2 separate regions of the Mus musculus genome follow, and region 2 is linked to region 1. The links are chromatin contacts, found by Hi-C or POLR2A ChIA-PET in ENCODE. All regions are on one chromosome and are shown on one strand. Each heading gives the region's core, a stretch centred on a gene start or an enhancer-like site at or near the end of the contact. The rest is flanking DNA. Distances are from core to core; before and after follow the strand shown. Region 1 overlaps Ddc (dopa decarboxylase). Region 2 holds the start of Ddc (dopa decarboxylase).

Region 1 (5,303 bases), core at 832-3,331:
GATCTGGGCAGGCTTCCCTCCCAAGGAGAACACAGAACTCAGGTACCCGCTCTGCACAGGAATCTTGTGGAGGTATATATAGCCAGATGACTAGGACAGTGGGGTTTGTTTATCAACCCGGTTCCCAGATGTGCTGATGTTGTGTGTCCACAGGTGACCTGGTTACTGAGGCCACAGGCAACTCAGCAGAGGATTACAGTTCCAGAGGTATTGGATGGACTCTTGGCATTGGGTCAAGAGGAAAGCATCCAATCACATCAGAGGAAACTGGGCAGCAAGTCCATGGAGGAGAGTCTACTGGGCCAGTCAGCCAGCCAGCGCGGCCTGCTTAGCACCACAGGTCATGTTCTGTAGCCCTTGGCAACTGGTACACAACTTTGCTTGTGGATGTCCTGAATAATACTTTATTGTGTTCAACAAAAACAAAGATGGCTGACACTGGCATAACATACCTTTAGCCGGAAGCAGACCAACCCAAGAATGACTTCTGTGCAAATTTCAAAGCGAGGGTCCTGGCGTACCAGTGACTCAAACTCATGAGACAGCTCCACGTGCTGGAAAAAGGGAAGGGAAACTTGCTGTCTTTCTCATCACAACTTTAGCCTAACCCTGGCCACCCAGTACCTTATAGGGCTGCACATCTATTAGTCATTCACATGCGCTGAGCAATGTCCTGCATCCTCACCAGCATTTCCCACATAGGTTGAGAAGAAACTCATCTGCCCTATACCACAAGGATTCCAGCTTCCTCAAAAAAAAAAAAAAAAAAAAAAAACCTCATTTTCTTCTGTCCATGGATCTATGTTTTAACCCCCTTCCGTTTATAATTTTATAATAAACATTATAAAGAAGTAGTTGAAGATTCTAAAAGAAAAAAAGGCCACCTTGACCTCCTCATGATAGCTTTATTAATTTGTAGATAGGAAACTGAGACCCTGCAAGAACAAGTGTCATAGCGTAGGCCTCAGTCATACCTGGGCTCAGCTGAGATTCACATCAGCTGCATCTGATGTGTACACTGGGGTATCACTTCTGCAGTAAATGGGATAGTGATCCCAGCCTGATTCCAACTTACAGACAGGAATCACCCTAACCTGCCACATTCAAGAGCTGTGTCCCCTCTGGTGTGATGGTGTGTGCCTGTAATCACAGCACCTGGAAGATTCTATGAGCCTGAGGCCAACCTGATCGACATACTGAGCCCCAGGCCAACCTGATCGACATACTGAGCCTGAGGCCAACCTGATCGACATACTGAGCCCCAGGCCAACCAAGGCTACATACTGAGACCCTAGCTCCAAAATAATAAAATAATTAAAAGGAAAAAGAAAACGCTATGTGATCGCATTGAATACACCAACTTATTTAATCTCTAGATGTTTAAAGAATTCAAAAACTGATTAAAACCACATATGAACATTTGCTCACTCTCCAAGGGCACACTTAGCTAATTGGAGCCTCCTGGCATCCAGCACTACCTTCCACAAGGCCCATCCTTTAGAGGAGCTGAAGCACACACAGCTTGTTTGGTCATAGATGCCACAGAAGCAATTGTCTCAAGTCTTCCCACCAGAGGGCACCAAAGATTCAGGACTAAAATGCTCTTCAATTAGCTCAAGCCTAGGAACGCCATCTTTGACCATTCCTATGGTCTCCTGTGAAGGCTGGATTGGGGCCTTTCCAGAAAGAGGTGTGGTGTGTCTTTAACCTGGCACAAGCTAATCGCAGTGAGCTGTCCTGAACTGAGAGTCATCACCACCTTTGACTGATAAACCACTTGGGGTTTCTTTCTTATTACACACAAGTTGACTCACCCTCCTTATCCCGTTTGCAATTGGATCAGGGACTATCTAGAAATCTACACACACTCTAGGTTTCTAGTTCTTTCCCCTGTGTAGCTTCTTACACTGCTCAATGTTTGCATACATTTCCTTACAACAGTTTTGTGACCTGGACAGATGCCAGTTTAGAAGAGACACGGGTACTCTTCTAACAACTGCTTTTCTGCATCCTGTCATAGAAGAGGGCCCGAGACACTCAGCCCCTGCCTTTAGCTGCACATCTGGTAATGCAGTGGGACTTAAGGGGAAAGCTGTCACCACCACAGGCTGGAAACCACAGGCATGCTTGCCTCATCAAGATGATGTTGTGGCTTAGAAAGGACTCAGCTGAAGTCACTGGGCCCTCTGCATCTGACTAAATGGGTAGACATGTCCTGGCTCATACTCAGGGCTTAGCCTGGAAACAAACAAACAAACAAAAAAAGTAGGGTAGTAGGACTTAGAATAATAAGCGGCTCCTCAAGCTACTTTAAGGCACATCATAGTGACTGGGTGGCTTATTGGAACCGAAGTTCCATACTGCCCAGAAAGCCTCCTTGAGACAAAAGGACTAGATGGTATCTATCCCAACCAACTCAAAGGTTTTCTTAGTTTGGGAGGTTTGGGTTGTTGTTGCTGCTGTTGTTCGTTTGCTTGCTTGTTTTATTTCATTTTGTTTGGCGGTAGTGGGGGAGAAAAACATTATGCTCTCATTACTAGTATTGCTCCGTCAAAATTACTGCTGGATGGATACGTGGAAAACATTAAATTTACACACTGCTTTTAATTAACTTCCTGGAGCTGATAACCTATATTCTAATGAAAGTGTCTTAGAAGATACATAGAACCAGTTTGTGAGTGCCTTAATCGTAAAGGCCCAAACTACTGCCTGATTCCAACGCTGTGCTTAAGGAAAAAAAAAAAAAAAAAAAAAAAAAAAACGCTCTTTCAGACAACAGCAGATCATGGCTGCTCTCACTCTCTTTCCAGCCTGAACTTTCCAGCCCCGGGCTGGGCCTCCCCTCCCCTCCCCTCCCCTCCCCTCCCCCAGAAGCTCTTTCCTATGTAATCCAGACATTTTGGCCTCTCGCTCCCCCTCACTCCCCCCTCTCTGCATTCTCTCTCCCTGAACGCGCATGCTCTTTCTCGCTTTCTCTTCCCCCTCCCCTCTGTCTCGCTCCTCGTGGCGCCTCGTTCCTTGGGACCAGTGAACTCGCCCCAGAGCTGCTTCCCAAGAAACCTGCCTTTATTCAAACCTGGTTTGAATTGACTCGTTTCACTGGGGGAGAATAACTTATCACATCCATTCCTCTGTCCCCAAAGGCCTGTCCCTTCTAGGAAATTGTCTGTCTCTGCTTGTATATGAAAATTCTGATGCCCTCATGTTTATGAAAGGGCCTCATGATGTACTTTTCAGAGCTTATCCCTGTTGTTAGGCAATGCATGATGGTGTTTGCTTACAAAGACACCTGAATTCGTTTCTGAGTTTCCTACGACCGACCGTTAGAACATTAGATAAACAAAGAAGGCAGTCACCTTTCGGATGTAAGCCTGCAGCCCCTTGACTCCGTACATTCTAAAAACAAACCACATTTTCAAAGAGCGAAATCGTCGCCCCAGTGGGATCTGCCAGTGCTGAAATAAAATATAAAGAACCCGTCAGTGAGAACAGTGCAAACAGCCAGGCTCCTTTTCAGCTTCCCAGTCAGCCGGTTTCTTCTGGAAGCAGCCAGTTTCCTATAGAATGGCCGTTTCCCAGCCGGGAAGGCGTACAACTTGTTGTGTGAGCTGGGGAGAAGAGAGGGAGAAGCTGCCTTCACATCCTGTGGAGATGAGGACAGAAGAAACACTGAACGAGAGGCACTGAAGTTTACCATTTTCAACGCACAAATGTCTGCTGAGTACACCCCAGAGGAGGCACTCCAGGAAGAAATAGGAATGATGTGGTCCTGCCCTAGGCAGCTTCCGAGGGGGCAGGAGGTCATCCAGGCAGAGAGAGGGTGCTGAACTCCTTGTGTGTCTGCCTTTCTCTGCCTGGATGCACTGAAGCTGCACTCTGAAACAGTATCAGCGCCTTTGTCTCACTGACCTCTGGGGAGTGACCCCTAATACCCTTTTACCAAAGAAGCCTGCCTCTGCTTCTCCTAGCTTTTCCAGACGGTCATCTGACAGGCTGTTCACACTGGCTCCTCACATTCTTCTTGATGGTGATGGATGATGGTTGGAAATGCAATAAAAGCACGTAGGAAAGGGCAGGCATGAGACACAGGCCTGTCGGGAGGATGGCCTTGCACTACTTCCTGGCTTTCTTTGAAATTCTTTTACTTGGGCTTACAAAGGGCGGGCTGGGGGAGGGGAGCTCTTTACTTCTTATCTAGTCCGGAGGCTCCAGTCTCCTGGAGAGAAAGCGCAGTCTCCCTTCTGGGTGGTGTTCTACAGTTGGGAAAAGCACCCTAAACTCGCCCGCTGTCTACCATCACAGAGCCCACTAAGAATTAGCTTTAGCTACAATTAAGAGTGAGCTCCGTGCTGCTTCTAGGAACACAGAGTTTATTTTTAAATGCAGTCGTTCCTCCCTGAATCATGAAATCTGAGACAACACCAAATGTATATATGCTGTTTCCCCTATACTTGTATGCCTATGGTATAATTGCTTTTTGTTTGAGGCACAGTCTCATTATGTAGCCCCAGCTGGCATGGACTTAGTAGGCTAGGTTGGTAGGCTAGGAGAACCTCCTGCCCCTGCCTCCTGAGTTCTGGGGTTAAGGGTGTGCGCCATCAGACTTTACTCCCTAGTTTAATTCCTTATTATTAAACTGTTTCTTTATGAAGGCCTCTGGTTTTCCTGAATTATTATGCAGCAGTCCTGCAACTTTTACCAAGTATATAAAATCAGAATGAGACAATAAGGCCATAGGATGTGCGGGGTTTTTTTGTTTGTTTGTTTGTTTTTCCATTTTGCTTCTGCACAGTTTAAGTACCATTGTGGGGAAGGGGACATCTGACCTCATGCCAAGTTCACTTAAAACAATGGAGGGTCTGCTGACAATTGCTGACAGACTTGCCAAGCTCTGTTTAACGTAGAGCTTTTCCTCTCAAAAGTCTGGCATTTGTACCCCCCACAAGAGTAATACAAATCCAAAGCCCACAGAAGTGTCAGGATGAAAAGATTTTAAGTGATCTTATCCTCAAACTACTTTTAATATTATTCTTATAGTATCCCTTAAATTGTGCTTTCTAAAAGGTAACTTGGATCCTAAATAGGGCTAGCTTGTACAAAGTTAAAGGAGAAAATGGAGTGTTCTCTTGGCCATACCCATAGCTGCACAAGTCCTAGCTTTTCCCCATAGCACAAGCTTCCATGAGACTCTGGCCTGGGAGAAGATAGGATGAAGATTCCCTGGTAACCTGCACCTGCCAGCCTGCAGCTGTCATCAGAAGAAGGAAGGGTACTCTGTGTCTAGGAGAGGCAATCCTGCTACC
Region 2 (5,303 bases), core at 1,848-4,347, 77 kb after region 1:
AGTACTGTGAAAAACACTTAATGTCAATCGGGAGCTTCTAGCCACCTTTGAGTATTGAGTTCTTGAATAAACGACACTCCGGGTCTTTAATTTATAACAAGCCTTAATCAGCACTAGAGCTGAGCAGATGTCTATCCTCTATGCTATTATGTTTATTTTCCTGTCAATAACCCCCCTATATGATTTACTGTGTTTTGTCTGGGCTGCTCGTAGCTCCAATTACCCACTCCTTGTGGCCATTATTTTTACATTCTTACCCCATCTCCCCTCTCTTCAACTTCCTTTCTCTCCTCGTGGTCTCCTCAGACCCCAAGCCCAGAAACCCCAAACCCTGCCTATGTCTCTTCTGCCCAGCTATTGGTTGTCGGCACCATTATTTAACCAATAGTTTTAAGTTAGGGAGCAAGGTCACATTGCACGTGTGGATTCTCTGCTTCCCAGGAGCAACCAGGCCTTGGAGGCGAGTATTTATCATTACAAAACTTATCAAAAGATCAAACCTCAACAGCAAGTCTAGTGGCAATTTTAGAATTTTGGTTTCTTTAAAATAACACAGAAATATTATAAGAATATGTTTTTGTTTTAATCTTAGATATAGGCTATCAGCTTGTTCACAGCAGCTAAGGTTTGCTTCCTGTTTTAAGCAGAAGTGTGATTTTTGCTAGCGGCAGATAGTTTCTAGGATTGTGTGACATTTGGAATTGTGGGGACTTTTCAGAAGGTATGTACATGTTAGGGCTCTGCTGGTAGGGTAGGTTGTTGTTTGTTGGTTGGTTTTGATAGTTCACAGTTTATTCATGTACAAAGAAGAAACAACAGGAAGAAATTAGATATCCTGAGGGCAAAGATCAAACTTTCCCCAAGGAGCTCAACCCAGCTAATCAGTTAGAGGTAGTATGTTGACCTATGGTTGCCCCTTTCCCTTCTATCCTTTTTTCTATCTTGTCTAGTATTCGGGAGCTGAAATGGTGGGGAAAGGGTGAAGAAGGGTAGAAGAAAAAGAACCCACAAAATAGCAAATTCTGGCTACTATAGAGTACTAACAACTGTTCACACTGTATTATATAATATCTAGACATGATTCACAGGTATGGGAAGCACTATCTGTTGAAAGCCAAACAGGCCACTTTAAAAAAATATTTATTGATTTTTTGTTTTGTTTTTGTTTTTGTTTTTTGTTTTTTGTTTTTTGTTTTTTTTTTTTGAGACAGGGTTTCTCTGTATAGCCCTGGCTGTCCTGGAGCTCACTTTGTAGACCAGGCTGGCCTCAAACTCAGAAATCTGCCTGCCTTTGCCTCCAGATTGCCACCACGTCCAGCTGATTTTTTTTTTTTTTTTTTATGTATATGAATACACTGGCCGGGCAGTGGTGGCGCACGTCTTTTATCCCAGCACTTGGGAGGCAGAGGTAGGTGGATTTCTGAGTTCGAGGCCAGCCTGGTCTACAGAGTGAGTTCCAGGACAGCCAGAGCTATACAGAGAAACCCTGTCTGAAAGAGAGAGAGAGAGAGGGAGAGGGAGAGAGAGAGAGAGAAATGAATACACTATAGTTCATCTTCAGACTGTAGCTGCCTTCAGACACACCAGAAGAGAGCATTGGACCCAATTAAAGATGATTATGAGCCACCAAAGGGTAGCTAGGAATTGAACTCAAGACCTCTTGGAAGAGCAGTCAGTCCTCTTAACCACTGAACCATCTTTGCAACCTAAGTAGACCACTTTTAAAAAGGCACTTGAAAAATTCATGGGTGTTGATTTTTGCAGGGTTACAGGATCCATCCCTCATGAGTACAGAAACAGTGATATTTAGTAAAGATATGTTGGAATTTTTCGGTCTAGTGGCATATTTTTAATTTCTCCCAATAATCGTATTAATATCTCTTGTGCATGTTTGAACTTCTATGTGTATAGAATTGTATTATATGCTTCCCCCAACATAATATTTTTATTATTTAGTTGGGAATTTCAAACACACACCCCAATCACACTCCCTCTCATTCCTCACAGGTCCACCTTCCCACCCTTGTCCTCTCCCCCATAAAGCAAGCAAGTAAACAAACAAAAACCCCACTTGTATTGCCCATATACTCACTGGAGAAAGACCAAAATCCCGGTGGCCAGTCCTTTAAAGAAAGCTGAGTCTTTACACGCACACACACACACACACACACACACACTCTCTCTCTCTCTCTCTCTCTCTGTCTCTCTCTCTCTCTCACACACACACACACACACACACACACACACACACACACACACCTGCCAGAGGTTGTCAACTGTGAAGAGTTACGCTTTAACCAGCATCTTTATCACAGTTTTTAAGGACTCTTTTCAATAGCTTCCTATACGAACTGTTCCTTGAAGGAGTAAAATGTCATTTAATTTCAGTAATACACTAAAATTATTGAGTTGATTACTCAAATAACTTTCTTCAAATGTGACCATCTTTTCTTCCTCAGCCTTCTCCCGAGCGTCTTCCAGGCAAGGGTCCTTCTAAGGTAGGTCAGAGTTCTGTGAGGGGATTTTCTCAGATCTGGGAGCATGAGCACGGATTTAATTTTCACTGGAACCTTGCAAAGTAGGTTCTATTAAAACTGCCATTTCCCAGATGAGCAGGCTTAGGGAATGAAGCGACTAATGCCACTTTGTTGCGCATGGTCTTGTGAAGGGGAAGCCCTGTCTCCTTTATCTGCTACTAAACTTTCTCCCTGAAGTCATGTGTCACCACTGCATGGGTGTTCCCGCCCTGCCTGTATGTACGCACACATGTGCAACCAACTACGCAACTGCAATAGAACCGAAAAGTTTGCCAAGACTTCAGCAAAGAGGAAGCCTTTTGTTATCAACAATCCCTGTTCTCAAGAGAGCCGTCCTTTCAGCACACATTCAGTATTGTGGAGCCCAAGAGTCACAATAGGAATGGTGCCTTTTCAGCAACTAGTGTCCAACAAAATATACTACTTACTTGCTTGGAATTTGGATTCTTCACAGGTCCACTCTGTTGTCGGGATTGTCCAGCTCTGCGAACTGAAGAGGAGGTGGCGACACAACTGTGAACTTGGTGCTTGGGCAACTTACTCTCATCGATGCTTTGAACTGACCCATTTCTTTGTCCTTACATTTTAGCCTTGTATTCTGGTTAAACATTAATTTCTGCTGGTATAAAGGTCAAGGCGTGTAGCCCTTCTTTGGGCTCCTAAGAAATCTCACCCAGTGAGCTTGATTCACAACAAGCCCTGACAGCTTGGCTCTTTCTTACTTCATAACTCTACCATCTAATGCTTTCTCACACAGTCCTGATTTCATACACTTAGTGTTAGCCCTACTAAGTGATTTCATAACTCCAACCCCTGTGTTGGGCAAAGGCTGTCTTATTGAAGATCTGTCCAGAGCCTTTAAATTGATCATGGGGTCTCTAGGGCCAGACAATGGGCAGAATCCACCTGCTAGCCTTCTTTCCCAACCCACTGACACTTGTGATACAGAAGACCATATAGTGGATGAGATTTTGATTAACTTCAGGAAAGCCAAGGCTAACAGTTTCATTGGAGCATAAAGGAGAGCCAAGGAAGTATCATTAAGAAGGCACATAGGAAAAGCCCACAGAGCACTAAGCACTCACCTTCGAGGCAGGTTGCCGATTTGGACCAGTGGGGACAAAGAACAGAGTCACTGTGAGCATGTGTATGGGCAATCTGAAAAAGGACTGAGTCGAGGCAGCTGAGGACAAAATGGCTGTCACCAGAGGTAGTTGCCCCAGGCTAGGGGATGGGGTGATCTGTGTTCCACAGGGGGAACAGGAAAGGTGGTGGGAGTGGGCTTGGATCCAAGGAACCATACTGTCAGAACTGAGGGACAATCTGCCTGACACCGAGGAGACTCCAGGTCCCTCCAAGAATATTTGGAGAAAAGAACGAAAAGGAAGCACTCCAAGCATCAGAGTACTCCAGAAAGCACTCCCCTTGCCTTCCCTATGTTTTAACCTTACTGTGACTCCAGTATGGAATCCAGACGCAAGAGGAAGTAGAGTGGAATTCTTTTTGTTTTCCTGAGGGAAGGGAAACATAGGGCTCCAGGAGGGAAGAATGTTGAGATAAGGAAGTTAGATAGGTTTGAGATATGCTTGTTCGAATGTGTGTCACACACACACACACACACACACACACACACACACACACACACACACATACACATACACATACACATACACATACACATACACATACACATACATATACATATACATATAGGCATGTGCACACACATACCAGGAAGCTTCAGGGAAAGGGGAAAACCACAGAGATGGGCTTCTTGGGTATGTAACCCAAAGGTGGAAGATTTAGTTATGGAGTAACAGAACATGGCCTATGAGACCAGCTTTGGCTCAGGAGAGATGGAAGACACTAAGCATTCACTTTGGGAATTAAATTTCCGATGTTCTCTTCTTATCTGAGAGTAAATATCCGCTTGGCCTTTCAGTATATGAGCTTCACGTTCAGAAGAGGTGTCTGGACAGGAAATAACATTATGAGCAGAAATATAACATTATGTGACAGGAAATAATAAGAAGCACACAGCTTTAGCAATATGAACAGGAACATTAAGAACATATCATTTATTAAAAAGTTTCACCCCAAAATAATATTCTCAGCAATATTATGTTATTCACATAACAAGAGAGTTGCTTAAATGTACATGTAGCCTCAGTTCTGAGGGGCCTGGAAATAGGAGATCACTGAGACAGTCTGAGTAAGAAAGTTCCAGAATGAGAAGCTCTGCCATCTAAGGACAGAAGACAGGTGTCACAGCTAAAGTAGAGAGAGAAACGTTACCCTCTTCTTCCATGTGTTCTGCTCTTGCTATCAATGTCATGGGTTGTGTGACACCTTGATGAGGGTAGGCACTCCTTATTTATTAGTACATTGTATTCTTTTACAATTTCATATATGGACCCTATGTATGTGATTCCCCTCCCAGCTAACTCTCTCCTACAGATCTCTTTCCCTTTTTCGATGTGTTGGTTTTGTTTAGTGTTCCATGGGTTTAATCAGGGACATTTGTATCATCCTGAGTTTGGAACCAAACATCAGAGCCTGGCCTTGCAGTAGGCATACAACTAGATAGCATGTTTTCCTCTCTCAGAATCTCTGATTTCTAATAGACCAGCAGACTCTGTGCTAGGGTCACAAGAATTTCCCCCTCTCCAGACTGATTGTTAGACAGCCCAGCTTCCATAGACCCAATTCTAGTATACACAGCTGCTATGAGTTCTTGGCTGTCATGGCTGTATCGTGCTTAGAAAA

What was found. Hi-C counts contacts between places; a loop is a spot of excess contacts on that map. ChIA-PET counts read pairs that join two places held with the same protein, here RNA polymerase II (POLR2A).
Region 2: a loop to region 1 is called in a map of mouse trophoblast stem cell, with 2.2 times the contacts of the local background. The contact joins the promoter of Ddc here to the enhancer-like site in region 1. A Hi-C loop is called at or near these places in 2 of 37 maps with a recorded cell type or tissue (both mouse trophoblast stem cell). POLR2A ChIA-PET finds 5 or more read pairs at or near these places in 4 of 5 experiments (all embryonic stem cell).

The regions. Positions count from the first base shown.
Region 1 is chr11:11,818,839-11,824,141 of GRCm38, forward strand. It overlaps Ddc (dopa decarboxylase), which reads right to left. Exons shown (of 15, transcript NM_001190448.1): 12 at 3,357-3,455; 13 at 453-554. Among named protein-coding and RNA genes, the nearest start is that of Fignl1, 13 kb to the left of the region's middle. Within about 2 kb of position 2,082, at least 2 of the 3 ENCODE cell types and tissues checked have a DNase peak (open chromatin) inside an H3K27ac peak, as active enhancers do.
Region 2 is chr11:11,895,047-11,900,349 of GRCm38, forward strand. Ddc (dopa decarboxylase) reads right to left here and starts at 3,098. Exons shown (of 15, transcript NM_001190448.1): 1 at 2,966-3,098.